Linked DNA regions of Mus musculus: regions 2, 3, 4 and 5 are each linked to region 1. A link is a loop called in an ENCODE intact Hi-C map of the cell type or tissue named here. Cell type or tissue: left cerebral cortex. All regions are shown on one strand. Each heading gives the region's core, and the rest is flanking DNA. Links, peaks and the distances in the headings are about the cores only.

Region 1 (6,214 bases), core at 493-5,492:
ACCCAAACACAATGTCCACAAGAAACAGCCATCTTCCCATCCCAGGGCTGAAGGACAGCAAGAAGCGGCTCTATCAGCCCTGGGTCATAAGCTACCAACCTGCTGCTAGTTAAGTGTCTGGAGAGACCTAGTTCCATGGGAAAAAAAAAAAAAAAAAAAAAACTACAGGAGAGAAGCAAGACTGAAATCAGCACTACTTTATCTCATCCAAACAGCACCGTGCCTAAACCCCATACAGGGGTCCCTGCCTGTGTGTCACCAGGACACATAAAGAGGCAATGATCATCCACCAAGCATAACACCACAGAAGAAAAGAAAACCTAATTCTCTCATGGCAGTACTGCAGGAGCCAAGACGGAGGGCTCAGCACCTCTTCAACTTCGTGAAGATTCAGAAATGCAAAGTAGAGTCGTGGCCTCCCCACTAGTCTGGGTATCAGGAACTACTACCAGCCTCTTCCCGGGGAAGCTTTTCTAATGAAAACCAGGTAACATAAATCAAGCTTGGCCCAGAGATTTCAATAAATACAGACGTGGGAATCTGCCTGACAGAAATTAAATTGCCAGCACTCCACACAGCTGGAGTGCTTCCCTGTTGATAGTTTGAAAATACGATTTTTTAAAGCAAATAACAAATTTGCATGGACAAGAGGTAGAATCTTCTTTTGTGTTACTATGGGGTATTTTTACTTGGCACACGACTTTCCCTAGACTTGAAAGGATCAATGGAAGTAAAAGGACCTTCGTGGTTTTGTGGAAGAAATTGAGGGTGGCCCTAGGGAAGAATCAAGCAGAGAAAGGAGAAACAGAATGGATCGTGATTCAGGGTCACCTCTCTATTGTGCCCAGAGTCCACCCTCATTTCATCTAGGGAGTACTAGGTGGACCCTCATAAGAGGTTTGCATCAGCTAGGACCGGGCACCAGTGATGGGCAGTTCTAATGGTCACTTAGTAGGTTGTCAGCCACTGCATCTCAACCCAGCCGCCCTGCCAGCTCCATCAGTACATCTAACCCACTTCTCCCTACCCTTCAGATACTTGAAGGCAGCTCTCATAGCCCTTGGTTTCCTCCATGATAGTCACCCACTTCTCATCACTTCTAAATACTTCCTTTACTCTGGAGAATGTGCAGCTACACTGCAGGGCCTGTGACTCCAGATGGTTGCATACATGCAAACGAGGCCAGGTGAACAAGGGTAAGATGGTTTCCTCCCTTCTGCTTCAGGGAAGGCCTTTTCGCCTGTGACTCCACCCTGAAGTCACATCCCTTCCCGCACTCTCTGCAACCAGCGCCCCTGGCCAGAAGGCACCAGTAGTAAACAAGTGTCCTTTACAGACGCTTATTGTCACCAGATACAGCCTGGCGGTTCACCCCTCACAAAACCCCACAGGCAACAGGTATTCTCATAGATGATTCTAGTCTGTGGTCACAGCAGAGCTCTGGGAACTGCTCAGAGGGAGAGCCAGAAAGTTCAACTTGTTTATGGACAGCCTTATTCCAGAAGAAGCCACTGAGTAAACCAGCGACCCTTCCTGATGCTTTCCTGACTCAGACATTCATTTGTTAAATTAAAACTACAACAAAGAGCGAATTTAAAGCAATAAAAACAGGCCTAATCTTGACAACGTTGCTCAGCCACTGGGAGCGGCTGGGATGGAGATCTAAACCAGGCTTGTCACTCCGGGCCTCCACACTCACTTGCTTTTGGGAACCTGTCCAAATGATGTGTCTGCCAGGGGATGTGTCATGAGAATGGAGCTAATTATCCACATAAGCCACACATTGGTGGAACCTATCACCAGAGGGAAACGGAGGTTATCTCAAGACCTTAGCCAGACAGGCGGCCAAGGAAATGCGTACTGGCTAACCTTGAGTAACTTTGCCCCAAGCTGTCACAGGATGACTGCTTTGAGGACTTGGGTCCAAGGGTCTCAGAGCCCCGGGAGGCCACGTACTGGGGGGAAGTCTGCTCAGAAGCTATATTGATCCCTCCTGCCCTACCGCTTACCCGGCTCTTTGCCTCACATTTTATTCTTCCCCCCTCCCCCGTCTCTATCAAGGTCTCTCTCCAGTTTCCTCCACTCTTCCAGTCCTTTTGCTGTCCTTAGGAAGCAAAGGGGAAGCCACTGCTGTTTGAGAAAAACAACAGTCACAGCCAACCAGGACCGTCACACGGCCTGAGAGGAGGCGGCCATGGCTAATCAAATCCGAATGCGGACCCGGCTCAGGGGTGGGGACCCTGGGTTGGCCGGACAGATCCAGGCGGGGCGGCCTCCTCCTAGGAGAGGTGGAAAAGATTGCTGCGTGGCACCTCGCTTTCAGGCTCAGCTGTCCCCGGGGCAGAATACAGATGGGGCCTCTACTGGGCAGGACCTGAGCAGCGATCATACCTGCTGCGATCACCCCAGTTTCGATACTCTATAACGGTCTCTACCCTTTCCAGCAAACCCATTCCAGCCTCTACTGGTTCTCCACAGCAGCTGGGACCCAGTAGCTGTCAGCTCTGGATGTCGCCTCCGCTTCTTCACTAGAGGCTCGTTCTTTGGGACAGTCAGGCGAGAGTCCTGCTGACCTTGTCCCTTTCCCCAGCCATCTCATTTATCCTCCAAGAGTGTGCGCCCCAGACTCCGTGCCGGTTCCCAGCCCTTTCTGAACGACCATTCAGGAAAGCCGGGGTCTAGGATGTCCTCCGTCAGGTGCCGAATAGTAGAGTTTTAAGTAACTCTTCCCGCGGACTTCATCGCACTTGGATGAGCTCCTCACTAAGTTCCTCCCCCACAAAGCCCCTCCCGAAAACCGCATCTCCCCGCATCCCCCGGTGCCCCCAGTCCCGCAGCCCCGCACCTTGCCGCAGCGGCGTGCGCGCCAGCTCAGACCGGTCCTCGGGGAAGGCATCGCGGAGGCGCTTGCACAGGCGGCCCAGGTCGGCGAAGCTGCGGTGCAGGTAGAGCACGCTGCGGTCCGACCACTCGGTGCGGATTTCGAAGAACTCCTCCTCATCGCCGCGCCTGCTGACGATGAGCCTGCGGATCCCGTTCACCCAGCAACCGCGCACGAACATGTTCACGAGCGACGTGCCCTCAAACACCGCCGAGGCCATGCCGCGGGCGGCGCATGCCCCTGCCGCCGGGGGCGCCCTCGGCCCCCGCCTGGGGTCCGCCTGGGCAGAGTGAGTCCTGGCAGGGGCGATCAGGGGTTCTCCGTGGGACGCGCTCGATTCCCGCAACGGCGGTTAAGAGTCCCCGTGGGGGAGAAGTTGGTGCCCCGCGAATACGCCGCAGCTCTGCGCTCACTCTGGGGCGGCTACGTGTGGCCCGCGCGCTCAGGGCGGCGCCGCCAGGAGTCTGTGGGACTGAACGGGCTGCGGCTTTATAAGGCACTTCCCATCGCGGGCGGCGACGTCGAGTCCCGGCTGCGGCGCCTCCCTCCTGCCTCCCGCTGACCCGCCGCGGGCGGTCCCGGCCCAGAGCTGCACGCAAATCGCCTCCTCCCTGGTCTGCCAACTGCTAGGCGAGGCTGGTCCTGCGCTCTCCCCGCGCGCAAGGCGACTTTCTCCTCGTTCCCACTCTGGATCCTCGGGATTCTCCAGCCCCGAGTTGAGCACTCTGCCAGGCCCACACGGGGGTGGGATCGACACGTCGCTGGAGTCCAGAGTCCCGGGGCGGCGCCGCATGGGGCGGGGACGCGGGCTCAGACCAAGCGGGAATCCGGGCAGAGGGACTGGTGCTGGTCCCCGCGCCGCCCTTGACTCGCCTGGTCTGGGCCGGGACTCGGGCTGACCCGCCCCGTGTCCCATCGGTTACCGGCGACTCCGCCCCGGGTCCTCCCGCGCATTCCGGTCGTGCCTTAGCTTGACGGAGGCCCGGGACGAGGCGGGACAGACAGACCAGAAGGCAAGACCGTGTGGTTCTTAGAAGAGGATCCCCAGGAGGGTTGTCCGCCAAAAGAATATGGGACAGAATTGTAGGAGACCGGGGTCTCCCCGGAGAGAGCAACTCAGGAGGAGCTTAGGAAGTCCCCCTTGGCAGAACGACCCACAGAGAAGGAATGTACCGCATGGCTCCCAATTGAAAAACAGTGTCTAGCATTAAGAATTGTAGCTTGGTTCCAGACATTCTTCTACCTACAACCTGGGAGAAAGACTATGCTTTTTATACGCTTCTAAATAGTCAGTGAACAAAGACGTTAGGCAACAGGTATTCCTTCTCTGGACCTCACTGACCCTGATTTCCGTTGACCGGTCATCCCCGGCAGGGGGCGGGTACTTAGATCGCTCGTGTCACTGCAGAAATCAGTCCTCCTATTTACCAAAAAGTTCTGCTCAGGCACGCCTATGCCAATCCCCACTACTGCCTGGAGCCATGTCCCTTCTGAAGCTGTCTCCTATCACAGCATCATCCCCAGGACCCCCCAGAAATACACTTTTTTAAGCACCCCATCTTTAGGGTAGAGTTTGCTGGGTGGGAACAACCAAGTCTCCAGTTCAGTTCGCTGCTGCTCGAGTGGCCTAGCTCTGTGAGGCTAGCCACCACTTTGAGTCTGTCATTCCTGGGCGCTGAAGAAAGTGTTTTCTTATTAATAGAAGTTGCTTCAAGAGATCTGGAAGTAAAACGAGATGGCAGAGTAAAAGCAGTCACTGTTGGGAAGTCACTGGTTAGAACACGCTATCTTTTATGCCGCTTAGATCATTCATTAATCACTTTTCTATACAGCCTAGAAACTTCATTTTACTACTTTAAAAAAAAAAGATGATAGGGGTCTGGAGTGCCTCACGTATGTAATTCAAGTAGCCCAGGCAGGGACAGGAAGACCTTTTAAAGCTGGAGGCCAACCTGGGATACCACAGTGCTTTCCAGGTTAACACACACACACACACACACACACACACACACACACCTCAGAACAAGAATAAACACCAAGTCCCTATTCTCTGTGATATAAGATCTCACTTTGTAGCCCAGGCTGACTCAAACCACTGATCCTTCTGCCTTAGTCTCTGGAGTGCTGAGTTTGGAGGCATGTGCCACTCTGAAATGGTCTTTGAATCATCTTTTTTTCATATCTTAAATTTTCCCACTTGATGAATAAGTAGAATAATTTCTGGAATATGTGCATTCCCCGAAACATTTGAGACCTAAACTTTGAAAATTGGATGAACTTGACAGGAGCAAAAGTGTTTGCTTCTAAGGGAAGTGTGGACTTTTAGATATTGATAATGATGTTTCCATTGAAACAAGCCCTTGGTAGGCAGCTAGCAGGACTTGGATAAAACTAAAAATATGTATAACTTATGGCCCAATAATTCCTCCAGGGAGTGTGTTTCCCAATTCTAGAAAGTACTAGTACGTGTGCATGCTAAGAGACGTGTGGTTACTGTTTGCCAGTGCATAGATGCTCATACAGAGGGGAGTGGGTAAACTCCTGGCATGTAAGCACAGAGCTCAACCATATGGCTGCAAACATGAATTAATTCCAGCTCTGACTGCTGAAGTATGACCTACCTGCCAAGATGTGCCCATCAGTACAATAGTGGTTTCCTGGGTAGTAGAGCATGTGAGGCCTGCACTACTGTTGGGATTTCATGACTGGTATAGAAACCTGGTCAAAAGCCCATTACTGGGGAGAAGACAGACCCTGGGAAAGGTGATAATTATATCACTAAAGGGGGTCGTGTAGTCAAATTGTCATACCTGTGGATTCCCACATTGCTCTCAACGTTAGTTAGAGAAGTCTCTTTTTGCAGGGAGTAACGGTTGATGTTGTAGACTTATAACTGGTCTAAGTGTCAAATATAAGTAGCTGTGAGTGTTCAGCTGTTGATGAGTCATTGGCATTAATTCCCCACCCCCACCCCCTATCTAAGGCTCAGAGAACATCATAGATCAGGGAGCAGAAAGTGTGTATGTCGGTGGGTGGGGAGGAGCCATGGTATGCTGACTTCTGGACATGACACGGTTGTTGTTCCCCTCAATCATAGGAGCTGTAGTTATTGGCACTAGGCAATGCTTGGGACCAAAGGTGTTTTCTGATATGGATCTAAACAGTACCAGGCTGACCACGCCTAATCTGAAGTCCAAAAAAAAAAAAAAAAAAAAAAAAAGAGTCAAAATCTGGAACTTTTTGAACAGCATCTCAAATTAAGTTGGGACTTTAAAGCAAGAATTCAAAAGCTCTCCAGTGCTGTGCAGGGTTGCAAACACCTTTGAGGGCCTG
Region 2 (6,214 bases), core at 678-5,677, 56 kb after region 1:
GCCCGTGTTACCTCATTAGGCTTACAGTTCAGTATACTTGTCTGTGTGTATTTTTACAGGGTATTTTTTCTATATGTACATAAGTTGTTTATCTAGGCAGTCACTACAACATGCTTGGTGTGGTGAGAATGAACTGCAGAGTTTCCAGGACGGACTGCCACACAGTAGCAGAGCATAGAATCTTCCCTTAGTGGACATTACCTGGGTTATACTGCTGTTAATCACACCAGTTGAGAATACCACTACCATAATTTCGAGCCAAATTTGAAGCAAGCTTTAATTAAATACTGGACAGAATGAGGGATTCTGGCCAGGTTCGTTCCTGGGTTCCCAGAAAATGGCAACAAGTCACGTCTTGCTTAAAAACCCTCAAGATCACCATATTTCTTATCAGGTCTGATCAGAGGCATGTATATATCTTGACTGACTTCCTGTCTGCTTACCCCCTCCCCGACCCACCCACCCAATCAGAGACAAGTATACATCCTGACGTATTTCCTACTCACGTTCCGCCTGCCTACCTGTGATTAAACACATCTAGTGTAGTTGGGTCAAACAAACTTGTTTATGGGGATGAAAGCATAAACCATAGCCTCCATAAATCTAATCTAGTCCTAGGATATTTTCAGCCTCTGAGACTTACCTCTGACTAAGCCTACCCTTCCTAGTTCTTTCTGAACTCAGGTTGATTAACTCTGCTGTTGTGGCTCAAAACTCCATTCCACACTGATTCAAACTGGCTTCTTTCAGCTTCTGATTCAATTGCTCTGCTTGTCCTCACACTGCCTTGGACAATGTATCCTAACCTTCCAGCTCCTTCTCATTCTCTGGCTTGTTCTGTCTTCTCCTGTGTCTAGCTTGTCCTCTCTCTGCATCCTGTCTCTGTATAACTGTCTCCGTAAAAATGCCTCCTTCTTCTCTGTCACTGCTCTCTCTTAAGTCACCTCTTCCTTTCTGTTCTCAAGAGAGTCGGGCATAGCCTATTCTTTCAAATCTTTCTCTGGTTGGTCACTTTGTCTGCCGCTCATGGGTGCTTCCTTCTACAAACTAACTTTACCTTCATTGTTTGGGATTAAAGGTATGTGCTAAGCCTGAGCCACACCACAATTAGAAACAGTATTTTTTTTTTCCTAGTGAACAATACAAGCCTGGAGTTCCAGTGTGATCAAATACCCTGCAACGGTAAGGTAGCTTTGCTTCTAGGAATGGGTGAGAACTACATGTGACAGGAAATGAGACGTGTATTTTAAATTGTGACTATTAATCACCGATTTACTGATTAATGTTGGCAGCAAACAAACTTTGCAGAATAAGACTTTTTAAAAAGGGTCCATGTTGTATAATTATAGAAATGGATCCCATGAAGCTGTGTTTGCATCTGCCCTTTCACCACAGGGTCTCAACTCAGAGCAGCACACAAAGGTGCTTGTTTATGCTGACTTGGTAAATCAACTAGTGTGTCAAGGAGTCTGAGCTAAATCCTGACCTCAGAGGGCTCATCACTCTTTACTGTTACTAAAAATACTTTAAAATGACCCCAACGGCATTTCTTCTAGCATATTGTGGAATGATGTTTGTTTGCAGTTGTTCTATGCAGATCACAAAGTAGGTGTGTGTGTGTGTGTGTGTGTGTGTGTGTACAATTATACCATGCATACCTACCTTTGTAAAGTTTCAAGATAGTAGTGAAGATGATACAAATTTTAAATATCTGGGATTGGAGGTGTTGTTCAGCAGGACACACATATCCTTGGTGAAGGTTGTGAAAGATGAAAGGGAGGGAGAAAAGGAAAAGGAAGAAGAGGAGGAGGAGGCTGTACAATCTAGGTTGTGTCCAGAGGGGGAGGGAATACCTATATAAACAAGAAAGACAATTTTTGATGGTGGAATCTGGTGTTCAAACAAAATAGTCTGGGGGCCCCACAACTGAGTGTTAAAGCTGAAGTTCATATTCCTGGCCAAGGCCTCTGCCAACTCTTGGCCAGTTATGGGCCCTTCCTGAAATGCTGTCTCCTGGGGAAGATTGCTTCCTCTTTCTACCTCTCCTTAATTCAGTTGCCTGCTCTTTATCTCCAGGTTAGATGGAGAAGGAGGGGGCCCTGATGAAGATATGAATGTCTCAGAGGGAGGCCTTTCACATTGTTCTCAGCTGGTGCTGGATCAATCTGAGAGCAACAGAGTGAAATCCAACAGAGATAAAGACCATGTTGAGCAAGGCCTTTAACCTTGTAGTTCTGTAAAGTACTGATGGTAAATCTCTGGACAATAACCTTGTCCCTCATGGCTCTTCTAGGTGGCCCACTTGCTCCATAGTGCTCTATGCCACCTGTAGTAAACACAAGCTCTCCTTTCCTTTGTGGAACCTCTTGCTCTACAGTATCTGACTTAGAGACTGAACTTCCCTAGGGGTTCAGCAGTCTCCACCTTAGCTAAGGTGGCAAAGTGACTTAGGCAGGAATAGCTCTTCAATCTCCATTCCTTTTCAGTTGCCTTGAGACATGCCTGACTAAGAGTTTCATCCCTTGACTTTGCCAGCCCTAGGAATCTATCCCTTCATCAGGGATTCAGGACAGTGACTGGAATATATTACAGTTTTACAACAGATGATAACAAAGGTAAATATAACACTGATTATACACCCATTGCTGTTGTAAGTACTTTATATACATAAATTCACATGCTATGATTTGGATGGGAATTTTGCCCAAAGATTCATATGTCCTCAATATTGTGATTCTGGAATGTGATAGGACCCTAAAGAGGTGAAGAGTTGCTTAGAGCAAGGTAATTAGGTCACCGAGAGCTCTGCTTGTAGAGAGGATTAACACAGTTCTAATGAGACCCCAGTTAGTTCTCTTGAGAATGGGTTTTATGAAACAACAAATTGGCCGTTCCTTGGTTTCTGGGTTCCATTCTTACCATGTGATCTTTCCTTCTTTCAAATGACCTGTTATACATCATGGCCACGGGGACTGTCACCACAGGTAAGCAAATGCCAATACCATGCTCTTGAACCTCCAAAGCCATTAACACAATAGACTTATTTTATGTGTTGTCTAATCTCAAGTATTTACAACAACATAAGCAGATTAATATCCTATAAAAATATTCTAATAGACTCATAAGATACCTGTCTCAGCACCATCATTATTGGTTGAGGAAACAGACAGATTTCAACTAGAGCCCTACTTGACACAGCTAATGATTAAGTAGAAAAAGACTATAGTAAACAGACAGACTGGATTCACTTTGCATTTTGTTGGTTTTTTTTTTTCTGAAATTTTAACTTCCATTTATATCATTTTACAGGAAGAAAAAATATCTTTGCTAATTGCTAACAATTACTTCTTACTAAAGAACAAAAACCAACCCCAGACATCTGTCTTTATACTTTAATGATGGTGATTGGGACTCCATGAAACTTTAGTCAGGAAGAAACGTTCTTCTATCCTTCACATCCCTCACCCAGCCATCACTTCCTCCCTCACATCCTTCCTCTCTCTCCCGCCTCAACAACCAGACGCAATCCCATAAGAAAGTTCTTGGATTTCTTTCTTCCTAGACAGAGCTTTTGGAAGGCACATCTCTCTTAGTGGAAGAAAGCTCTATAAAGAAGATCCCTGCAGTGTGCCAAATGGTGAAATAAGAATTACTCAATTTTTATATAACAATAAATCAGAGCCAGCAGCACTTCCTAGGGAGTTATTAGTAATAGGAAATGAATGTTCCAAAAGCCAAGCTGATGGCAGGATGCCAAAAGGGTGTGGATGCAAGAGAACTGACTGAAAATGCCTTCACAAGTGGGGCCTTGGAGTCCCCAGTCAGAATGACAGACGTGGTGAGGTCACTGCACACGAATGAGTAAATTCACAGCTACTGCAGGTCGGGTCATAGTGATGTCATCTTCCTGTGTTAGAAAGCATGCTCTGTAGCCTGGTAAAGAAGAGTAATCCACCTATAATTCCAAACTTGGGAGCCTGAGGCAGGAGGATGGCAAATACCAGGCCATCCTGGGCCACGTCTCAAGACCCTGACATAGAACAAGCAAATGAAAGAGCATGACCACTTTCTACAATGAAATTATGAGAATGGGCCATTGCTTTCTGCTCTTGGGACCTGGTATTTATGACAAGGAAGGCTCAGACTGTCTTTGGGAACTTTTAAGCTAAGATGCCGAGTTAGAAGTGTTTTCCAATAAGCAAAGACCCAGAACAGGGCCACAGAAGAACACTTTTTAGAAGTGTTTGGGGAATGAATTATTTGCGTATTGTGGCTACAGAGTCAAAACATAGCTCTAGAGGAAGAATGTCATGAACAAACAACTGACTCACTTCAAGGCTGGCTATGCAAGGGCCAGCTCTGAAGGAAGTACAGCTCCTGGGACAGGCGAGGGAGGGCTGGGCAGTGTGGTGCTGAACTACAGTGTGTTTCAGTACATGTATACACACATGTGCCTCGTGAGGGTGCTTGTGTTGAACATGTCCTCAGGTTCTAGGGACACTTGTGGACCCATAGTGGACATCAGATGATTTCTCCAGATCTGAACTCCCAGGGCCTCCAGAGGCACCCAAGAGGATATAGCTATAGAGGACTAAGAAGGGACTAAGCTATCTAGCTGACCTTGCCTCTGTGGTCATGGCAGAGAGAAATATAGTCTATTCTTGGTGTGGACAATTTCTAAATCTGTGGATTTAGCTAATGACAGATGGGAAATATAGTAAACTCTCCATGGCATTATAAAGGATTTAGACATGATTAGTGTATATGAAAGGCTATACATAGGTTAGATGTAGATCTTATACCATTCTACATAGGGAACTTGAGCATCTGTGGAGTTGTAGCTGGGGGATTGTAGACCTGTGTTTCTGTGGATACCATAGGATGACTGTAGACACCATCAATCCAGGAAGAGAAAGTAGGAACTGTTGTACTAATGATTTAATCTCAACTCAGGGTTTCTACCCAGTCTTAGATCATTCAGTTTCCAGATAAAAGACACACAACTCTTCTATTCATAATAAGCCTTAATCAGCAGTACAGCTGGGTAGGTATCTACCCTCTAGGCTATCAGAATCTACTTCCTCATCAACAACACACTATGTTCCATCTAGGGTGTTCTTAACTCCAATTGGCCAGCCCTCGGGGCCGTGTTTTCATGACTCACTTACCCCATGCCAATTTCTCCTCTCGTCGCCTTCTTCCTTCTCCTCCTGGTCTCTCCTCTCTCCTGTTGCTTCTTCACTCGCAACAGGTAATTTAAAACCCACCTACGTCTAAGTAATCCCTCCAGTAACTGGCTGTAGCCAATTTTATTTAACCAATAGTTTTAAACAGGGTTTGCACAGCAAATGCTTATAAATGTGAGAATTCATTCCTGGCCTGGGCTTTCTGGTACAAAATTTAGCATTACAATACAGAGCAACAGACTAAGCTTCAATAAGAACAACACATGTAGCGTGGAACCTGGCAAGTAAGAACACACATTTGTATTTTCTTAGACTTAGATGGAAGGACTTGTAAGCTGATAAAAATCCCTACCATGTGACTGTATTATTAAGAAATCTTAGTTACAATAGATAAATGGGAAGAGGTCTGCTTCACTCAGTATCCATAGCACAAGGGGATGGTTGAAGCATCTGACAAATGCTGAAACAGCTTAGGGAGTCCAGGACTTAAACAAATTCACACCAATTGTGGCAGGACTCGAACCCAGAACTCTCTAGAGATTCTCTATCTCATACCCTTTTCAGAGGAAATGTTATTTATTACAAGGCCCACTTGTCTGGAGTGGAGATAAATAAGACCCAGATTCTCCCATATCATTTAGTGATTGCCAGAAACCAGATGTTTAATAATAGGGGAGGAGGGAATATACCTGGTCCTGTTGAATAAATGCAATCAGTTTTATGGTGGCATCCACCAAGCTGGGGGCCAGAGAGACAGTTAAGAGGTTCATAGTCTTTACTGCTTTTGTCAGGACCTGAGGTTCAGTTCCCAACAGCCACATCAGGCAGTTGATAACCTATTTCTCCAGTTCTGGGGGATCTGTTGCCCTCTTCTGGTTTCCTTGAACTCCTGCACATCTATGGTACACATAAACTCATTCAAGCCAATACACACACATACACACAGGTGCTCGCGTGCACACACCCCTGTTATATGTCTGACCCCTCCCACTTGCTGACTTCACCTGCCCCATGGCTTGTCTAAGCTC
Region 3 (6,214 bases), core at 381-5,380, 83 kb after region 1:
GCTTCCAACACAAGAGAGCACTGGGTTATCTGGACACAGAGCAGATTAACCTATCAGAGAAGGATGGCAGCTTACTCAAAGCTGCTTGAACTTTTCTGTCCCAATCTTACAGGGAGCCTCTTTTTTAAAATCAAATTATACAAACTAGCAACTTGAGCAAAGAGGGATCTGGAAAGGACACTCATACCTTGGGAACACCCAAAGCAGCAGCACCTGTATTAATCTCACAGGCACAGGACGGTGTAAGATTGTCGTCACAAACTTACTGGAATGGATGTTAACACTCACTCCTCAGTATGCCATTGCTGTCCAGACCCTGCCCCCTGTGTGAGCTGATTTTCTATGTTGCTTCTTCAGGTTTGCTTACATGTTTTTCAGATCTTTTTCTAAATGTAAAGTCAGAGGTTACCACAATATAAATGAAAGCTTTTGCAGTGTGTGTGTGCCGGGGGGAGGGGGGAGGGGTGTCACAGAACTACAAAAGCCCCACCCTGAGGTCCCTGCTCAATTAATTACCATCTCAAGTCTCTGGAGAAGACAGTCCTGCCTGGCTCAGTGGACTGTGCATCACACACTGCCTCACTCATGCTCAGCCTCCTCACCATCATTTCAAACTCACTTCCTCCCCTCTCACTGCCTGGTTCTTCATATGTGGTCCAAGCTTTTTGGATCAAAGCAGGAACCGTTTAGTGCAGATCTAACTTGTACCCTCTTTCCCTCGTGCCTTCCCCAAGCAATAAGAAATGGCAAGCCTATCCTCATCTCTTCTCACTACCTTTTCTAAGTCAGTTTGACACCGCCCACCCACCCCCTTTCCTCCATATTACCTGACAATTTGGAGGCTAAGGTGAAAGTTGGCATCAGCATTTTATTTTCAAACTATCATTCTTTCTAATCTGGGTAAGCTCTCTCTGAGCAGACAGCTGAGCCTGCCTCAATTGTCTTATTACCTCCCGCGGGAGCAGTGAAATTTCTGCCTGTCTTCCATATAATCCTGTTCGGTACACACAGCGCTTTCAGGGACTTCAGTATATTCTCTGGTCCATCAGCCATTCTAAGGCAGTCCCTATATATACTCCCTTGATGGGCCACATTCATTAGGGAAATATATCAGCCCATAAGACAGTGCTACCAGGATCGATCCCATGGATTTCCCTTACTTTCCCCTAAGGCAACTTGCTCAGTCTGAGTATCATGTCTTATCAACCAATAGCAGAACGGGGCCCGTGCTGCTACAGCAAAGAGGCATACTGCTCCATACCACATGGAGAAGAACCTATACTACACAAATGCCCCACTCTTAGATAGCTTAGTTTTAGTCTCATCACCCAGAAGGAAAATACAACGGCTTTTCCCAAAATTATCCCTTACCAGATGGATGCCTAACAACCATCAGAAGCTCGATCAAATGGAGGCAAACATGCTCATGTCTGGCTATTATGATTGCAGCGCAGGACATAGCTGCTGGGCTGGACATTTTACAGTGGGCATCAGACTGAAAAGAGAAATAGCCCAGGAAAGAACATGGCAATTAGTAAGCCTTCCTGTGAATATAACCAGCTCACCAAGCAGACTCAGGGGACAGAGACTAAGAGATTCGAGGGCAAGACCCCTCAGTAGGAGTGTCAAGATTAAAATGTTGTTAGTCATTGTGGTATTGGGTGGCTTCCAGGAATGTATCCAACAGCTATTTAAAGAGCACTTTAAAGAATTGAGTCATGGTGTAGCATATCCACTGCTAATGGAGGCTGAGGCAGGAAGATTGGAAGTTAGAGGCTAGCCTGGGCTGCATAGGAAGACTCTGTCTCAAAAACAAAAACAAAAACACAGCAAACAAACAAAGAAGAACATTTCATAGAAATTTGAAATCCCTTGAAATTGAGTAGCTCACACATGAAAGAAATTACTAGGTTTCTTGCCCCAGTTAGAGGGCTTTTGTAGAGTTTCCCCATATTCAATAGTTTTAAGACAACACCACACTGAAGTTGTGAGCTCTGAAATATTTTCTCTTTTTTTTTCTATTTATTTATTTATTGAGGAATAAAGTTCTATCATTTTATATCCTTATAAAATTTTGAAATTAAAAAGCTTTTCTAAAACCTGAAAGTTATTCTGATCAACCATACTATACCACATGCAAAATGGAGTCAGAGCTTTCTGTCTCCTCTGTAGCTAAGATCACTAATGAGTTATTGTATGAAAAGGCAATAAAATCATGCTGTCTGGAGAGTGCCAATACTTTCAGACTAGTGTATCACGTAAACTCTTTAGTAACAACCTACACACAAAAATTTAATCTGTAATAATCAAAGGCCCAAGTGAGCAACGACAGTCCAGGAAAACTTCATGGGAGGATTGCATTTCAGTTGTCAGGAGATCAGACGCTGGCAGCAGGACTGCATCCATCAGTCAGTCCAAGTCGGCAGTTATACATGACCACCACCTGATTGGCCCAATCTCTGTCCTGATTGGTTAGAGCCTGCCCTAGCAGTTGGCCAATGTTTTGCATATTTTCTGTGTCAGTTAGAACAAACAATATTCGCAAAAGCACCAGAAGGAAGAGTCTTGGCTCATACATCAAAAGGTGAGGGGACTGGCTTGAATCCAGCTGGGGCAGATGTGGGAGGTACAGCTCTTTAAACTCGAGTAAAACCAATTGTGAAGGGAGTTGAATGTTAGAGGAAAGGAATTTGTCCATTATCCTGCAAGCAGGGGAGACTAATGAGCCCTATCGGTGACATAATATCAACATTTTTATTGTAATTTAGGAATCACAAACTAGCAGGAAGGAGGAAGATGCCTTAAAGGGCTATGACATATGCACTAGGAAAATAGAAATTGGGGCTTGTTCTCTCTATTGGTTGCTTTTCACTGCTGTGTCAAAAGCAACCTAAGGAGGAGGAAAGGGTTTATTTTGATTGACTGTTTGACTCACATTTAATCCTGACAGCAAGTTGGCAGAAGCACGGAGTCATGTTGTTTCTGTAGTCAGAAAGCCGAGCAAGATAAGGACTGCGTTCATCTGCCTTTCCCTATTTCTCCTTTCTACTAGGTCTGAGACTCACGCCCATGGGCATGGTAAGGCCATGTTCAAGATGGTTTGTCTTTCCTCAGTTAAATCTTTCTGAAAATACTCCCACCAGACAACATGCCAAGAGCTGTGTATCCTAAGGTTCCAAATCCTGTTAGTTGACAAGATTAACCATTACATGAGTCTCACCTCCTTAACTCAGGTCTGATACTGTTAGCTTATAGTACTGAAAGCATACTGAAGGCTTCTTGTCTCTGCTAGATTGCTCTGAACTCCTCTTTTCTGCCACTGCAGCAGTAGGTGGTTATAGCCAAGTGTCTTCATGCTGGGTACCTGAGGATGTCTGTTCTCTCTCTCTCCCCCCCCCCTCTCTCTCTCTCTCCCTCCCTCCCTCCCTCCCCCTCTCTCTCTCCCTCTTTCCTCTCTCTCTCTCCCTCTCTCCCTCCCTCTCTCTCTCTCTCCCTCTCTCTCTCCCTCTCCCCCCCCTCTCTCTGACTACTCCAATGCAGAGGCAGTAAACTTGACATATAGAACTGTTGATACCCAGAGTGACTATCAGCCACAGAGACTAGGAAGGAGGACTTAGATAAATGCTTTCTTCATCCCATGGTGCTGGAATTTATTTCAGAGGGCTCCCCAGAGTTCCTATAGTATCTAGCATTTCTGTCCTCTAGACTTGGAGTGGAATGTGTTGGTCCCAGATTGACACTTCTAGATTGCAGTAGAATGTTGAAGTTGTGGGACCTAATGGGGACTGTGAGACACTGGTGCCCTTCTCTTTCTCTCTGCTTCCTGGCTGTCCTGTCATAGCTTCCTCTGCTATGCACTCCTGCTATGACATACTGCTTCACTACAGCCTCCAAACAGTGAGGTCAATTGACCATAAGGTGAAGCTCTCAGAAATATGAGTCAAAGTAACCTCACTCCCCACATAAGCTCTCATCTCAGGCATGTTGTTACAGTATCGGAAAGCTGACTGACTGAAATACAGTCTATTGACACTACGATGTCATTGTCTCTTTATAAGGTAATGCTTTTGTGATCTTATCTTCAGAGAAAACAAAAGGTTCCAATTCCATCTTCCCTGTATTATGAGTGATCAAAATGCTTTTCTTTCATGTATGCTATGATTTTGATTCCACCTGCCCAGCTCAAGGGCAGACCCTGATTGACTTACCTGAAAGGACAATTTACCATTTTTAACCGCAACCTGTCCACAATTAGTGGGCAAAGCAAGGAGAAACCAATCAGGAAATCTGGGGCCAAAAGCTTAAGGAACCAGAGAAGACAGCATCTAGCCTCTAGAAACAGCTCTACTCATCTTATGGCTCATGAACGCAAGCTGAAGGTGAAACAGAAAGGAGGGAGATTGCTGAACTTCTAAATCAAGCTCCTGTATAGTTCGCATGACCTCACATAGCTTCTGATAAGTGCATTATTAGTCATTTATTTAGTTTTGAAGCCAATTTGAGGCAGGCTCTTCCTGACTGTAGAAAGGTTCTCAACTGCTAGAGTGCAAATAGACTGTATAAGTTATAGGCCTATAAGTCATTCCTGTTTGCTAATTTTTCTATTACTCATTGGTAGCAAGAATAGTGATGGGCCATGGAACAGGTTAAGATATTATTCTAAATGGTTGTTTTGATTTACTATCTTCTTTTAGGAAAAAAAAAACTAGATCATTCACAGCATGTTCAGAAACCAATCCCATATAGAATATGTGAAGAAACAAATGATTGAAAATAGAATACCACTTATCTTATATATAAAACTCACAAGTCATCAAAGAACAGACTGTTAGATACATAAATATAATAACATAAACTTGTTATATTGTAAAAATTCCCAATATAAGTAAAGACATACATAACAAACTAAAACAGCTGAAGCTTATACAACAGAGTTGAGGCGAGTACTCTGTAAGTACAGAGTTCCTGTAGGTCAAAAAGAAAAGAACAAAGCTGCTACATCATTGAGATTTGTTTATTATAGGTAAGGTTCTGTGCTGTCACTCAGTGGTAGAATGCTTACCTAGCATGTATGAAGCCAGGGTTCCATTCCCAGCATCAAAAAAGAAATTGGTGGGTGGTAGTGGGTAACCTGTGTGACGACAGAATTTAAGTAACATATGACAAGACGCTAGATTTAAGATTAAAGTCACAGCCATAACATTAAAAATGGTTGCCTATAATCATGACTGGTGTGTATTAAGCACCAGAAACCCAAAGATCATCTCAGAGATGTATAATAATGATTAGTATAGAGTTTTAAAAGTCAACTTGTTGAGTATGTATGTTGAGGCCATTTTCAAATTTCAGGTAGACCCTTGATGAAACCCGGTATCTGGGAGGTTATCCCAGCAATGTATAGAATAATCCCATTTGCATTAAAATGCATGCTAACATGGAGGAAGATCGCTCAGAGATCATTGTACAAAGCTACCAAAATAGTTTTATTTTGTTATAGAGAATTAAATGAATATGCGTCAGGGAGAAATCCAGGCTAGGGAATCTGTACTGGGAATTATCAAATTCGGAAGTGGAAGAGAGAGAAGTATAGACGTATAGAGGTGGGAAAGGAAAAATTCCCACTTTCCTGGAAAGCTCAAGAAAGTGTCTATCACCAGGCATGGAGAAGCTGCACAGGGACTTCCTGACACATAGACATATGGTTTCTTGGCCCAGTCTACATACACAAGTCCCTGCCAAAGTTGTTCAGAGCTGGCTCCTTGGAAGGTCTGAACAGCGGTCCCTAGTGCCTTAGCGGGCTCTATCGGTGAGGTCCAGTGACCTCTTCCTCCTCCTCCATTGCTAACCCAGGAATTTCATGTCTGTTCCTGCCCTCTGAGTTCTGTGGATTTGCCTTTGGACTGAGCTGATAACATGCCAGCAACCTTGTGAGTGGATAAAGTCTAATTGGGATTGATCTTATTAGCTAATTCATCGCTTTCCCAAGTTTGATAATAAGCTCCCTCCCCAGGGTGGCAGTGTAACACAAAAAGGCCGTGGGTTATCTATTCATGTCTTGTGGTAAGCTTAAAATTTCATTTGTGAAAACATACTCTTGGCTGGATCCTAACCCTGTCCAAATCAAAGGGGCTGGAAAATCTCAGCTTGCAAGTGTTCAGATGGAAAACAAACAAAACAGCCCTGGGGTTTAAAATAGTCATGTGACTTCCTTAAC
Region 4 (6,214 bases), core at 657-5,656, 74 kb after region 1:
TGTGTGCGCACACACACACACACACACACACACACACACACACCATACACACAGACTCACTGTAGCACCCCTGTCCAGGGTGAAGCTCATCCTCTTTGCTCACAGAGATACTGGCCAAAAAACAAAGACAAACAAACAAAACCAGCACCTTACTATGCAGATCAAGAGGAATAGAGCTTGCCTGTGGACAAATTTATGTAGTACCAGCCCATGCCCACCTCTACTGGTCAAGCATGTCCCACAAAGCCACCCTTCATTGTCATGGCCATGCTAAGACTGCTGGAAAGTCTTCATCTGTAGAAGGAAATTACACCTCCCATTGCCCTATAAACAGCCTTGAACCTGCTCTCCATGGTAATTAATATTTTGGGAATAATTTGATGGTTTCTCTCTGTACCTGAGTAGTCAGAATGCCAGGATTGCTTCCCTAATGGCACCAGCCACATAGCTCTGTGGCCAAAGGGCAAGTCTTTGGGTGAAATTGGCCTGGTTGAACTTAGTTTTTTTCTCTGTATTTGAGTGAGTCAGCTGCCATCAGAACTTGGTGTTTTCTCACCCTTTGAACATATATAACAGTACTTCACTCTTGGTTCTTACCAGGATTAAATAAAGTGACAGAGAATCTAGCCTTTAGTTTGCTTTCACGGGATTCATTTACGTGCAGGTGTTAATTGAGCACCTACTTATTGCTCTAGTTTCTTGGGAGCTGTAGTGCAACAGTGAGTGAACAAGACACAGACAACCCTCTCCTTTGGTCCTGCATTCCCTGTGAAGGTGGCACTGCTATGATGATGGTTGTTTCCAGGCCATCTATCCCCTAGGGCTGTATAGATGCTAACTACATGGGGGAAGTATGTAAGGATGCTAAGCTACATAATGAGGTCCAAACTCTTGTCTAAGCAAGAGCTCACATCTCTGCTTACTCTTATTGGAACTAATCATAACCCAGGTGTCTGTTAATTCAACACTGTGTGTGTGACTCTGAATAAATGGTAAAATATAAGCCCATCATATATGCACCAGAGTTGTTGATATTCTTAAGTGGGAAAGGAGGCAAGACTCCCTGAACATGGTTGCCTTTCCCAAGGGAGAGGCATGGAAAGAGGAGTCTTGACTCTCTCACATCTAAGGGATCGTGCTGCAGAGACTCCATGGCCACTGAGTATACCGTGTGGATGAGTGTCTTGGGCCTGGGTGGCTTCTTTTATTGTACATTTTCAAGTATTCCATTTAGATCCAAGTAGTATCTGAAGAACTGCAGAAGAGAAAACACCAGAGACACTGAGGGCTCCAGGAAATGTTTTGGAGTTGGTGAAAGCCAAGAGAAAATATTTTTGAAATCTACTTTGAATAAGCACTGGTTACTTAACTTCTTTGTGTGTGCAGCTCTCCACTGGTAGCCCAGTTTCAAGCCCTGGAAAAGTTGAATATGACAATCAACTCCAAACATAGTACGTGTAAATGCTGTGCTGTATTCAAAGCAAGCTGGAAAGAAAGCTTTGTACAGAGTTTCTCACAGTAAAATCTGATTCTTCCCACCTAATAAATGTAGAATAAATGTTAAAAGAATAATTGGTCTGAAGTGGGGCCAAGCTGCGCAGAAACCCTCATGTGTGGTCCCACCCAGCTGGGCTGCAGTTCTGAGTGATCTGTATCAGGAACAGGAGAAGCTCATGTGCTCAATGGCTTAGCAATCCGGAAGACATTACCTGTGGTAATTAAAATCACATTCATAGAGCTCCCGGTCTGTGGTTGAGAAAGCATGCAGTAGTGAGCTCTCTTTGCCTTGCACTGTAACAGAGCTGCTGGTTAGGGAAGTGTTAGCCCGAGGCACATACAGATCTGGAGGACCTTTAAACACAGCCCAGCTGTGAGACCTGTCAGGAAGCTGAGAACAGAGGCAATGAGTGACCTCTGCTCTATTCAACTAGACCTTCATCCATCAGGCTCATATGCAGCTGGAGGGGGGAGGTAGGAGGGGGACAGGACAGGAAGATGGTTGTTGCCCTGTGGGTGGACTGAAGGCTCTGTCAGTGGGGAGGGGGGACAACACCCTGAGACTTCCTCTGGTATATTGCTTGCTTTCAACCAGGGATCAGGCAATGGTGTTGTTTTGTTTTGTTTTGTTTTGAAAACACAGCAAAACATTTGACCTCTACAGACTCTGGGTCTTGGCTTCTCAGCTCCGCTGTAGCATAAAGGCTGTGTTCCAATAGAATAGGCTTCATAAAAGCCAGTTGGACTTGCTACTGCTGCATATGGGCCCTTCAGCTAGATCCAAGAGTTAATAATTACTCTAACTGTCCCTGCTTTGGGCCTGTTTATTTGCTAATGCTGATGCTGTTTGGTAACATCAGTTGTGTACTTAGTGCGTAGTCCCCCTTGACGCTGGCCTTTCATTCTAATGTCAACCTTCGTTGGCTGACTTTGGGTGAGGCGTGAGCCTCCTCACGTCTTGTCATCTAAAAATATCCCCACCAAAGCTGGGTGTGGTGGTGCATGCCTGTGATCCCAGCAGTTTGTAAACTGAGGCAGGAAAATTCCAAGTTTAGATTCCAGTTGAGTGGCACAGCAAGTCTGGCTAAACAAACAAGCAAACACCAAATGAAGCAAACAAAAATATCTGCCGCTGGATCATGTAACAGAGCATCTTCCCTGTTATCCTCGTCTTCCCCATCATCCTCTTTCTTTGATAAGCATACATAGTTTTCCACTCACTAAGAAGCAGACTGAAAGTCTGGGTAAGATGGCACTCACCTGTAACCCTAGTACCTATGAGCTAGAAGCCAAGGACTAGGAACAGGTGGTCAGCCCAGGCACAGGAGCTCCTGTCTGATGGGCAGGAGCAAAAACCAAACAATCCATGAGTGTTTGTATCCATGTGGCCAAATTCTCAAGTGTCCTCTAGTCAGGAGGACCTTTATAACCACTAGGAGGCTGTTTTCCAAAACTCATTTTTAAAAACTGCTTTAATAAAAGCACATTGTGTGTCTTGGTATTTGTCTTGAGCCTTTTTTTTCCACTGGCATTTTAAATGAAGGGTTTTGTTCCTTCTTTCGTTTCTTCTTGCGTCCTTGGCAACAGTGGCCACATACCGACTCTTCACCCTTTCCTGGCCCTCAGAGCTAAGATTTGAGAGCCAGCCAAGAAGCCAAATAGCTTCTGTCTCTCCTTGTCTTTCTCCAGGACTAGCGCAGCATGCCAAAGGGATGACCTCACCACACAGCAGCCAGCTCCTCTGCTTCCTGCTCCTTTCCTCCTGAGGAGCCGTGAATCATATCAGCAGTATCGCTGGACTCCGGGGCTCATTACCCTGTTCCGAAAATGTCTGGAGTCGAAAATGTGGGAGCCAAGTGTAATCAAAATAAGTCCCACTCTGCTCTCTTCCTGCAGATTGGACCGCGTTGCATGGTCCTGAAAGAACGAACTCACGCCATCTGGTTTGATTCAGCTGCACGTTTAGCTCCCAGATCAGACCCTAGTAAGTTCATGTGACATGCTGGACACTCACTGTGCCCGAGGCAGGCTTTGTGACTTCTGACTCTTAGCACACATAGACTATGCGCTCTAGGGAAAGGTTTTCTTGGATATAAACCCAGATGAGTGTTTTAAGATTATTATGAAGTAGACAGCACACCATGATCAGGGTTAGGTTTTCCTGTGTCTGTCCCGCTGCAGTTTGAAGCCCCTGTCTTCAGGCAAAATCATTAATAGGTACTTTAACCAAGAGTCTGGATACAGAGATTTGAAACTAAAATATTCAGCGGCTTAAGGCTAGAGAGATGGTTCAGTGGCCAAGAGCACGGGCAGCTCTTACAGAGGGACTGGGTCTGGATTCTCAGTACATACCAAGGGGCTCACAACCCTCTGTAGTTCACGCTCCAGGGGATCAGATGCCCTTTTATAGCCTCTGTGGGGACCACACACACATACACACACACATTCAGGTAAAACACCCATATACATAATTTAAAATAATTTTCAAAATAAAGTATCAATGTCTTGTAGAAAGGAAAGATGAAGAGGGGGTTGTAGAGGTGGCTCAGCAGTTAAAAACATATTTTTCTCTTGCAGAAGACCCTAGCTCAATTTTCAGTCTCATCTCAGTGGCTCACAACTGTGAGCCCCAGGGGCTCTGATGCCCCCTTCTGGCTCCCAGCGGCACTTACATGTACATAACCACACACAGGCACACATACATATATACACATAATTTATAAAGGGACCAGGGATCAGGAATAGCCTTCAGAAGTTTTTCCCAGTGACACATTTCCTCCGACTGGGACCTCTTAGAGTTTTTATCCCCTCCCCAAAAGCTCCACCAGCCAGATACCAGCTAATGAAAGCACAGCGGGGTGGGGGGGGGCATTTTATATTCAAGTAAAGAGTACAATATCATAAGCAAACAAATACATTGCTAAAAGGTGTGTTCATGTTTCAGAAATAACATGGGTGGTTTAGTGTAATGATATAAGATTGTGTTTGAATTTGGCATTCATGGCTCTTAGAGGCACGCTGGTGTGATATGAAAATCTACAACTCAAAACATATGCAGTCTAAGCACATGCATCACCATGGGATACCACCCTTAGGTATTTCTGGGGCTTGGATCCACAGCTGCATCTGCTGTCAGAACAGATCTCCCATAATTCCACAGGTATGACAGTTGCAACTACATGTCTCCTTGGGACCTGGGCTTGCCTTGACTTAGGAATATTAGCTAGTTTTTTGTTTGCTTGTTTTAAAAAAGAAAATCGGTCAGGCCTGGGTTGTCTATATCTAACTGTTCTCTCTCTGTCTCTGTCTCTCTGTCTCTCCTGTAGATAATAGTTACATATTAAATGTTCTGATCATTGAATTCTGATATTTTTCAGCATCTGTATGTCTAAATATGGACGTGCTCCTCCGCCCAGAAGCCTATCCAAGTCAGATAATTGCTCATTTTCATGGAGAACTCCAGGTCCCTCTTCAAGTGATCAATGAACCCTGTAAGCTTCAAGTGTTGTCTGCCCATGTCATCTGCTTCTCTGGAAGCTACACCATATCCTCTCAGGGAAGCAAGCTTCATCTGTTTGTTGAGACAGGATCTCTGTAGTCCAGGAAGAGCTCAACCGCACTGTATAACTGAGCACGACTTTGGGTGCCAATTGTCTAAGTGTTTGCTACTGCACCCAGCTTTGTGTGATGCTGGAGATTGAACCCAAGGCCAGATATGTGCTCTACCAACTACATCCACATGCCCAGCTATGCTCGTTTTTAACTGAGAAGCTGCAGGTTACAAGTAAGTCTTTTGTTTTTATTTGTCATCAAGGCAAATATTCATGGCACTCACCGTCCCTCTGCTTATAACTTGTTTGGCTGTGCATTGTTGGTAAAGCCTACTGCAGTTGCGAGAGTGCTGTGTGCACACAAGGGTAGCTCCTGACAGCGTCTGACACGTGTCAAGCAAAATCTCCTTTAAGACAAGATCATTTGTGTTTGTACTTCATGCCCCTTTGTTTTCAATCTTGCTCACTTTGTAAAACAATTTTTTCTTTCAGCCAGGTGTGGTAGTGTACAACTGTAATCTCAGGACTTGGAAAGTGGAAGCAGAAGAACAAGAGTTCGAGGTCCTTGTTGATGAAATGATAAGTTCAAGGCCAGCCTGGCCTACATGAGATAGAGTTTCATGAATGGAAAAGTTATGTTTAATTGACACATATTTATGAGGCATGATGTAGTACTTCAATATATGTGCAGACATGTCCAACCTTTTGACACTAGGATACAAAGTTGTCTTTTACAAAGGTGACACTTGTCAAGTTACAAAGGAAACAACTGCAAAAAAAAAAAAACCCTTTCAAATAAGTATATAATTTTATGCAGACCATATAACTATCCTCAAGCCAAAGGTTGTACACACTCAACTATAGACAGTGTGTAATGATTCCTTGCCTTATATACCTATCAGTTCCATGTGCTGGGGAAAATTGAAGTGCTCTTTACTGGTGACTTTAAGACATTCCATTAAGTCATGTCCACTTGGTCACCTTGTGTGCTACAGGACACTGGACATTGTTTTTCCTACAGAGCTAAATTTCTGCAGTATGTACGTTATCCACCCTCTCTCCACAGCTCCTTCCAGCCCCTCTAAGACTCTGCTTTCCTGTGATCACGTTTTTGGTATACATGTATGAGTGAGAGCATGAAGTGACTGTAGCTCTGTACCTGGCTT
Region 5 (6,214 bases), core at 713-5,712, 140 kb after region 1:
AAGCAGACCCTGAGCTGTAGAGTTTGATCTTTGTCCTGCTGAGTTTTGCTCTTTCTTTGGTCTCATCATTCCTTGTTACACCTGGACTCTTCTCTTTTAGAGTAATCATACCTATGCAGTGCTTTTACACGTTTAAGATCTATTTATTTATTTTATTTCTATGAGTACACTGTAGCTGTCTTCAGACAAACCAGGAGGGCATCAGATCCCATTACAGATGGTTGTGAGCCACCACATGGTTGCTGGGAATTGAACTCAGGACCTCTAGAAGAGTAGTCAGTGCTCCTAACCTCTGAGCCATCTCTCCAACCCATTACACTCTGCTTGTGGCTGAAATGACACCAGCCTCTTCAAGCTCCAACCTCCTTGTGTTTCCCTTGAATTTCGGGCTTCGGTTGCTTTTGCCAAAGTACTTAATCACAGCAATGGGAAAAGAAACTAAGAAACTTGCAATCTCAAAAGATGCTGAACTAAGTGTAAAAAGAAAAATAAATAAGGTATGTGTAGGTGTGTGCGTGTGTGCGTGTGTGTGTGTGTGTGTGTGTGTGTGTGTTTCTATCTGTGTCTATGTTTGTGTCAGGGTTAGACAATAACTTATGGATATTTAATCTTTTTCTTGTGTTTGCTATGTTTAAGTGGACTTGGTGGGGAAGGATGCTGGAAAGGGATGCTAGCTTGTCAGATCAAACATGCAATTTAAAAAGTACGATTGAGGGCTGGTGAGATGGCTCAGTGGGTAAGAGTACCCGACTGCTCTTCCGAAGGTCCGAAGTTCAAATCCCAGCAACCACATGGTGGCTCACAACCACCCGTAATGAGATCTGATGCCCTCTTCTGGTGCGTCTGAAGACAGCTACAGTGTACTTACATATAATAAATAAATAAATAAATAAATCTTAAAAAAAAAAAAAAGTACGATTGAATAGTTAAATATTTGGATATTTAGGACAGGGACCTTACATTGACATTTTAGGAAAATGTATCATACCTCAAGACTTTTAAATCACATTTCAGGAAGTCTTTGGGAAGATTTATTTGTTAATCAGACAGTTTAAAAAAATCAAATGATTATATTTATAAAAGCTACTCTAAATGTTTATTATGGAATAATTTTATTTTGCTAATAAAACAAAAGAATAATCAAAGGCCTCCCTTAAAAAGTATTAAACATTATTAGATGGTTGTGTGGGTTAACATATTTAGTATGCGAGCGTAGCACAAGAGTCCAGGCTCTGATTTGATCTAGCACCTGCAGAGCAGGCTGTCATAAGCCACGTGCCTGAAGACTGGAGAGAGAGGTCAGCGCAGACAGCAGTATTTCCCAGGGGTATATCAGGCCTGACCCCTAGCAGGCCTTTGCATGGCTTTCTCCTCTGCTTCAAGCTCTTCCTCCATAAGTATGCATGAATCAATCCCCATGTTCATACCTCCATTCAAATGCAGCCCTAGCGTCTGTTTAAAGCTATACCGCATCTATAGAGCAACACTATGAGGAAGTGCAGCCCTTCTGTGAAAGGGAATTAACCACTGGGACGTTGCAGAAGGATTCTCCTGGGTTGGTTAACTCTAAAGAACTCACCACATGCTCAAGTACTGAAGATCCTTCTTCTGTATGTTGATATTATTAAGCACAGTAGACCAGACATGTTTCCCTACTCAGGTTAGTGTGATGGGGGACCATGGTAGCTATAGTAATATATTTACCATTCTTCATCCACGCAGAAATGGCCCTAATTGCTCTTGAAACATCAGGCAGTTTTAAGTCCTGCACATGCTATTTTGTCTCCTGTTGTACACGGCTGCAATCAAGCTTAGTTTATAAGCCAGACAAAGATCAAGGGTTACCAATAACATCTAATGGCAGAACAATCTTAATAAATAGATTGCCACTAAAAAATTTCTGTGGAATTTTGTTCTCTCTGGGATTTTCCTTCACTGTTTTCTGTGTACTGTGGATTTTACATAACTTATACCAAGGCAGGTAAAACCTTAGAGAGGGGAGCAAGCATCACTGTATGAAATAATGACTTCCACCTCATAAGCAGAAGCTGCAGCACCAGTCAGGCAAGCCTCTCGAGCCCCTGGGTGGCCGCCTACCTACTTTCTTTACCCTGAGATCTCACAACCTCTTGGCACACCATTTCACACCACACGTGCCTATTCCCACTTCCCACTGGACTGTAAGCATCATGAGGGTGAAGCTTTGGTAGATGCTGTTTCCTGCTGTGTTCCTAATATCCAGGGCAGGGCCTGGCACCCAGAACTAGCAACGGACACAGAGTGACTGTCACAGAGGCTTTAATACCAGTCTGAGACATACTGGCCTCGTGACTTTGTAATAAATCACTGCCTTCTCAAATCTTCATTTTTTCTCTCCAGAACAGGCACAAGAGGGCTGTCAGCAGGACTAACTTGGGTGGAAGTACACACTTACTGTCCAGCGCTGCAGACACATAACAGGTTCATGTCATTTAGTGGCAACACTTGAAAATATTACAAACCACTTAAAACTGCTTATTTTGAACTTTGGGATCGTCTCCTCTGTAGGCATCATAGGAAATGAAAGTGCTCCCTCAAGAAAACGAGCCGTGTCCAGCCTCTGAGGACCTGGCCTTGTGGTATGAAAGGAGGAAGTGGGGAGACTGCCCACTGCATGATGTCTCAAAGCTGGTGAGAACTGAGGTGACCCAAAGATTCCAGAGATCTGTCAATGGTCCAAATTAACATCCTTGGGGTTTTCCTCGTGTGCTGTAATCGAGTGTGGAGGCACATTGGGAGATCGTATTGAAGGAGACTGATTTCTGATAACAGCACCAGTCTAAGAGAAAGTGCACCAGCCCGTAAGCAATCAAAGGGAAGGGAAAAAAACAGAAAAGATTATTCAAGGATTCTCCTCATGGCTCATGTGGGACACTTGTCTGGAGTTTTCTTGTTTGTTTTGTTTTTTAACTTTTTTTTTTTTCACAAATTCCATAGACCAAAAATCTTTCCTCTGTAAATTTCCTCTCTTCAGTACAAAACTCATGTTTACAGAGACCAGGTCAGGGTGTCAATGGGCCACTGCAGGAACACAAAAGCTGATCAGTCCTACTGCCAAGGCCAAAATATGCAACAGATCAAGCTACTCAAACCAGTCACACTTGTCACTGTCCTAAGCACGTATGCCAGGACCCACTTAGGAAGATGTGTGTCACATCCCCTCTACAGGCTCACCAGACTCCAGCGTCAAAGGTGTCTAGCCTCACCAGGTCCCTGTCCCCAGGGAAACAAAGTAGTCACATCTCTAAGACAGGCTCAGAACTTACAAATTGGGTTTCAAGGAAGTCAACACCCTAGTTGTTCTGGAGTGATTTTGAAGTGACAGCTTTTTTTTTTTTTTTTTTTTTTTTAATGGCAGGAACCAAGAGGTGAGCGCCACCTGGTGGAGAGGCTATTTCTCAGTGGCAGTAGGGCACCACCCCCCCAACATCCCTTCTCACTTACTTGGATCCAAGCAACACATTGTGAAAGAATAATTCTCAACATTCTTTTGGAGCTTAAACAACAACAAAAATTTAAGAGCCCAATGTCACACTATTTATTTACAAAATAACACATTCATTTTTGATTGTATGTTTCTCTCTACCTTGGCACTGGAGATGCTGAAATGAGCAGTCTTGCTTATGCTTTGAAGTCCTGAGTCGTAAGGAGTCAGAGACAGATATGAAGCTGAGTAAGTATTGTGATTTCAAACACGCAGCAACAAGAACAAAAATGTTGGAGGTTTAGAGAGAAGGTCTGGGTTCTATAGAACAACAATTGCCACCATGTATGAAAGTCTCCAGAGCCTCTGAGACCAAATGTCCAACCCCCTCAAAGCCTCCCCAGGCTCCCAATGAGTTCCAGCTAGAGCCACACAGTGGCCGCGTTGACAAAGCCAGTTCTGGAAGGGCCCTCTGCTCTCCTTGGCTGGGCTGGCTTGGGTGTGGACACATGGCTTTTCCTCTTACTTCATCTGAGACAGATTGGAATTTTCCAATAGGAATGTTTACAGGGCAACTCAGGGAACAACAAGAGCACAAAATGAAACACAAAATTATATAAGAACCTGCTTGATGAACAAAGGTGACAGAAACTCCAGCACAGATTTGCTAGACAGGAAGAAGCTGGTGTGTGCATCTAGGTCAGGTCACAGATGAGTCTACGTGGGGTAGATTAGAGAGCCCCGCAGACCATCCTTCAAACTCTTTCCTGGATTCTGTCCTGGGATGAGCTCATAAACTCCATGTTCCTCGCTTACATGGTCGGTCTTCCTGCCTGGCCCTGAAACCAGAATCTCGGATGGTTTCGTTGTTGTGTATAAGGATAATGGATGTTCTGTACTACATCTGAAAGTAAGGACTTTGGTAGAATCTGTCTTCTGACTTACTGTTTCAATGTTATCTTAAGAAGAGAAAGAATAAAATACCTCTCCTTTAAGGCAGTGTTATTTGGGTCTAAGATAGGTAGTCTGGCCAATGGAGACCATGAGGAGGCAGTGCTGAATTCCAGAAGTTAACTCTCAGGAATGTAGCCACCCAGTGAAGATGCCGAGCAGTGCTGTGGCAACTCTGCCTGCAGTGCTGGGTGCGAGTGTCAGCAAGCTATAAGCAGGTGTCCTCAGGGTACTTTGGGAACTGGGTTTTTGAATCCCTGCTCTGCCTCATTAGCCGCACTTTCCTTGGGCAAGGTTCCGTCTAGGAGAGGATTTGAGCCAGGCATCTTGTGGCAGCTTCTAACAACAGAGACTTCTTTCTCTTGCTTCTGGAGAGTGGAGAAGAGCAGCAGAGATGACCAGCACTGCTGGCTTCTCACTGTATCTTTGCATATGAAAAAAAGGTCTGTAGAACCCTTTGGGGCCTCACCCTTAAGACCTGTGTACTCCTTAAGGCCTCATCTCCTAGCCACTACCTTAATGGCTTCAGTTAAATATTAAATGGAGGCATCCTTACCCATGAAATGACACAGACCACACAGATTGTAATATAAGATATAAGATGGGTTGATTACAGTGCCTGGCAACATAAGTAAGTTCACAATAATTGGTGGTAAGTTTCGCTGCTGTTACTTCCCTGTACCTAATACACAGGCAGTGGACTTTGAGGGAGACATTGTGCTTTACCCTGAAGCAGACCTGGGGAAGGGTAAATTATAGAGGCCAAGTGTTACCACATTCTCCAGAAGTCTATGGATTGACAAAATCCTTTTAAACTACTTTTCTTGCAGTGAAATAGAAAAGCAAACAAACAAAAAACAAACAAACAAACAAAAAGCCTCAAAATCATAGCGACTCAGCTCAGGAAGTCGCCACAATGTGCACACAACTTGGAATTAGAGGTAAGGCTGTGGGACCACAACCCTGCTGGAGCCCCTCTCAATCCTTAGTCTACAGGCATTTCTGGAAGGAAGTAGCCGTCTCTCTGTTTCCTCTTCCTGTCCCACCAAGGCCCTCTGTGCTGCCTGACGTCACTCATGGCTATAATTTTTAATATCTTTAGTTCATGTTTCTTAGGCTATTAGGATATTATGACAGAAATGACCGAGGTACCTTTACCAGGATCCCAAAGCCAAGGCCTCAGCTGCCCTGGAAGAGACCTCTTCCTGAACGTCCTGTCATAGCATGTAATTGACAGAGCTGTGACACACCGTCACCAAAGGTCTGGCTAGAAGCTATAACTTCTAGTCTCTCAGAATGAGGCTGCTTTAGAGATAGGGGCTTTAAAGGGGTTGTTGGTTTGGGTCACTAAAGAGGTAGGTTGATTGAAGTCATTAAGGTGACTGGATCCTTATAAGATGAGAGGACCAGGACACAGACACACTAGGAGGGGAGTCATGTGACTGTATGGGGAGGTCGAGCCACATTAAAAGTAATCTCCAAAGGAGAAAGGTGCCATGGGGGTGGTGGATTGTGAGTGCACAGCCATGAGGGTCGGCCCGTTGGAGGAATGGGAGTGGCCCAGGTGGAACATGGCAAATGATATCTCAGGGTGACTGACAAGAAAGTAGACAAACTAGCAAAGAGGGTTGGTATCTGTCTTTTATTCAGAAGCCAAATGATCTAAGGTAGGGTAGAAACTCCCAAATAACATTTACTGCAACAAAGGTCTTTTCAAGATTCTCCAAGGAGACAAACCTTGGGACAAGTAGCCCTGTCTACACCTTGACCTTGAGTGGCCAGACCCCCAGGAGGATGGGG

Evidence for each region. Peaks named below come from ENCODE experiments on the same cell type or tissue, not always from the same donor. Only the 100,000 strongest peaks of a DNase experiment are listed, where the experiment ranks them.
Region 2: it touches region 1 in a loop (2.3-fold over the local background); 16 of 42 quality-filtered maps call a loop at or near these places.
Region 3: a loop joins it to region 1, with 2.2 times the contacts of the local background. A loop is called at or near these places in 16 of 42 quality-filtered maps.
Region 4: a loop joins it to region 1, with 2.2 times the contacts of the local background. A loop is called at or near these places in 16 of 42 quality-filtered maps.
Region 5: a loop joins it to region 1, with 5 times the contacts of the local background. A loop is called at or near these places in 33 of 42 quality-filtered maps.

The regions. Positions count from the first base shown.
Region 1 is chr13:34,649,335-34,655,548 of GRCm38, forward strand. Pxdc1 (PX domain containing 1) reads right to left here and starts at 3,347. Exons shown (of 5, transcript NM_025831.3): 1 at 2,846-3,347. The coding sequence starts at 3,101. Gm15908 (predicted gene 15908) reads left to right here and starts at 3,589. Exons shown (of 4, transcript NR_105041.1): 1 at 3,589-3,894. In left cerebral cortex, for the core only: CTCF peaks have their summits at 3,122 and 4,253; DNase peaks (open chromatin) are centred at 1,715, 2,383, 3,068, 3,439 and 2 more places; H3K4me3 peaks cover 2,733 bases; H3K27ac peaks cover 1,127 bases.
Region 2 is chr13:34,705,398-34,711,611 of GRCm38, forward strand. No RefSeq gene overlaps it. Among named protein-coding and RNA genes, the nearest start is that of Fam50b, 26 kb to the right of the region's middle. In left cerebral cortex, for the core only: no CTCF peak of the experiment used is centred there; a DNase peak (open chromatin) is centred at 3,675.
Region 3 is chr13:34,732,325-34,738,538 of GRCm38, forward strand. Fam50b (family with sequence similarity 50, member B) reads left to right here and starts at 2,526. Exons shown (of 2, transcript NM_001382856.1): 1 at 2,526-2,584. In left cerebral cortex, for the core only: no CTCF peak of the experiment used is centred there; no DNase peak of the experiment used is centred there.
Region 4 is chr13:34,723,127-34,729,340 of GRCm38, forward strand. No RefSeq gene overlaps it. Among named protein-coding and RNA genes, the nearest start is that of Fam50b, 8.6 kb to the right of the region's middle. In left cerebral cortex, for the core only: CTCF peaks have their summits at 2,926 and 4,143 (motif pointing left); DNase peaks (open chromatin) are centred at 2,870 and 3,260; H3K4me3 peaks cover 626 bases.
Region 5 is chr13:34,790,643-34,796,856 of GRCm38, forward strand. No RefSeq gene overlaps it. Among named protein-coding and RNA genes, the nearest start is that of Fam50b, 59 kb to the left of the region's middle. In left cerebral cortex, for the core only: a CTCF peak has its summit at 3,448 (motif pointing left); DNase peaks (open chromatin) are centred at 2,564 and 3,431.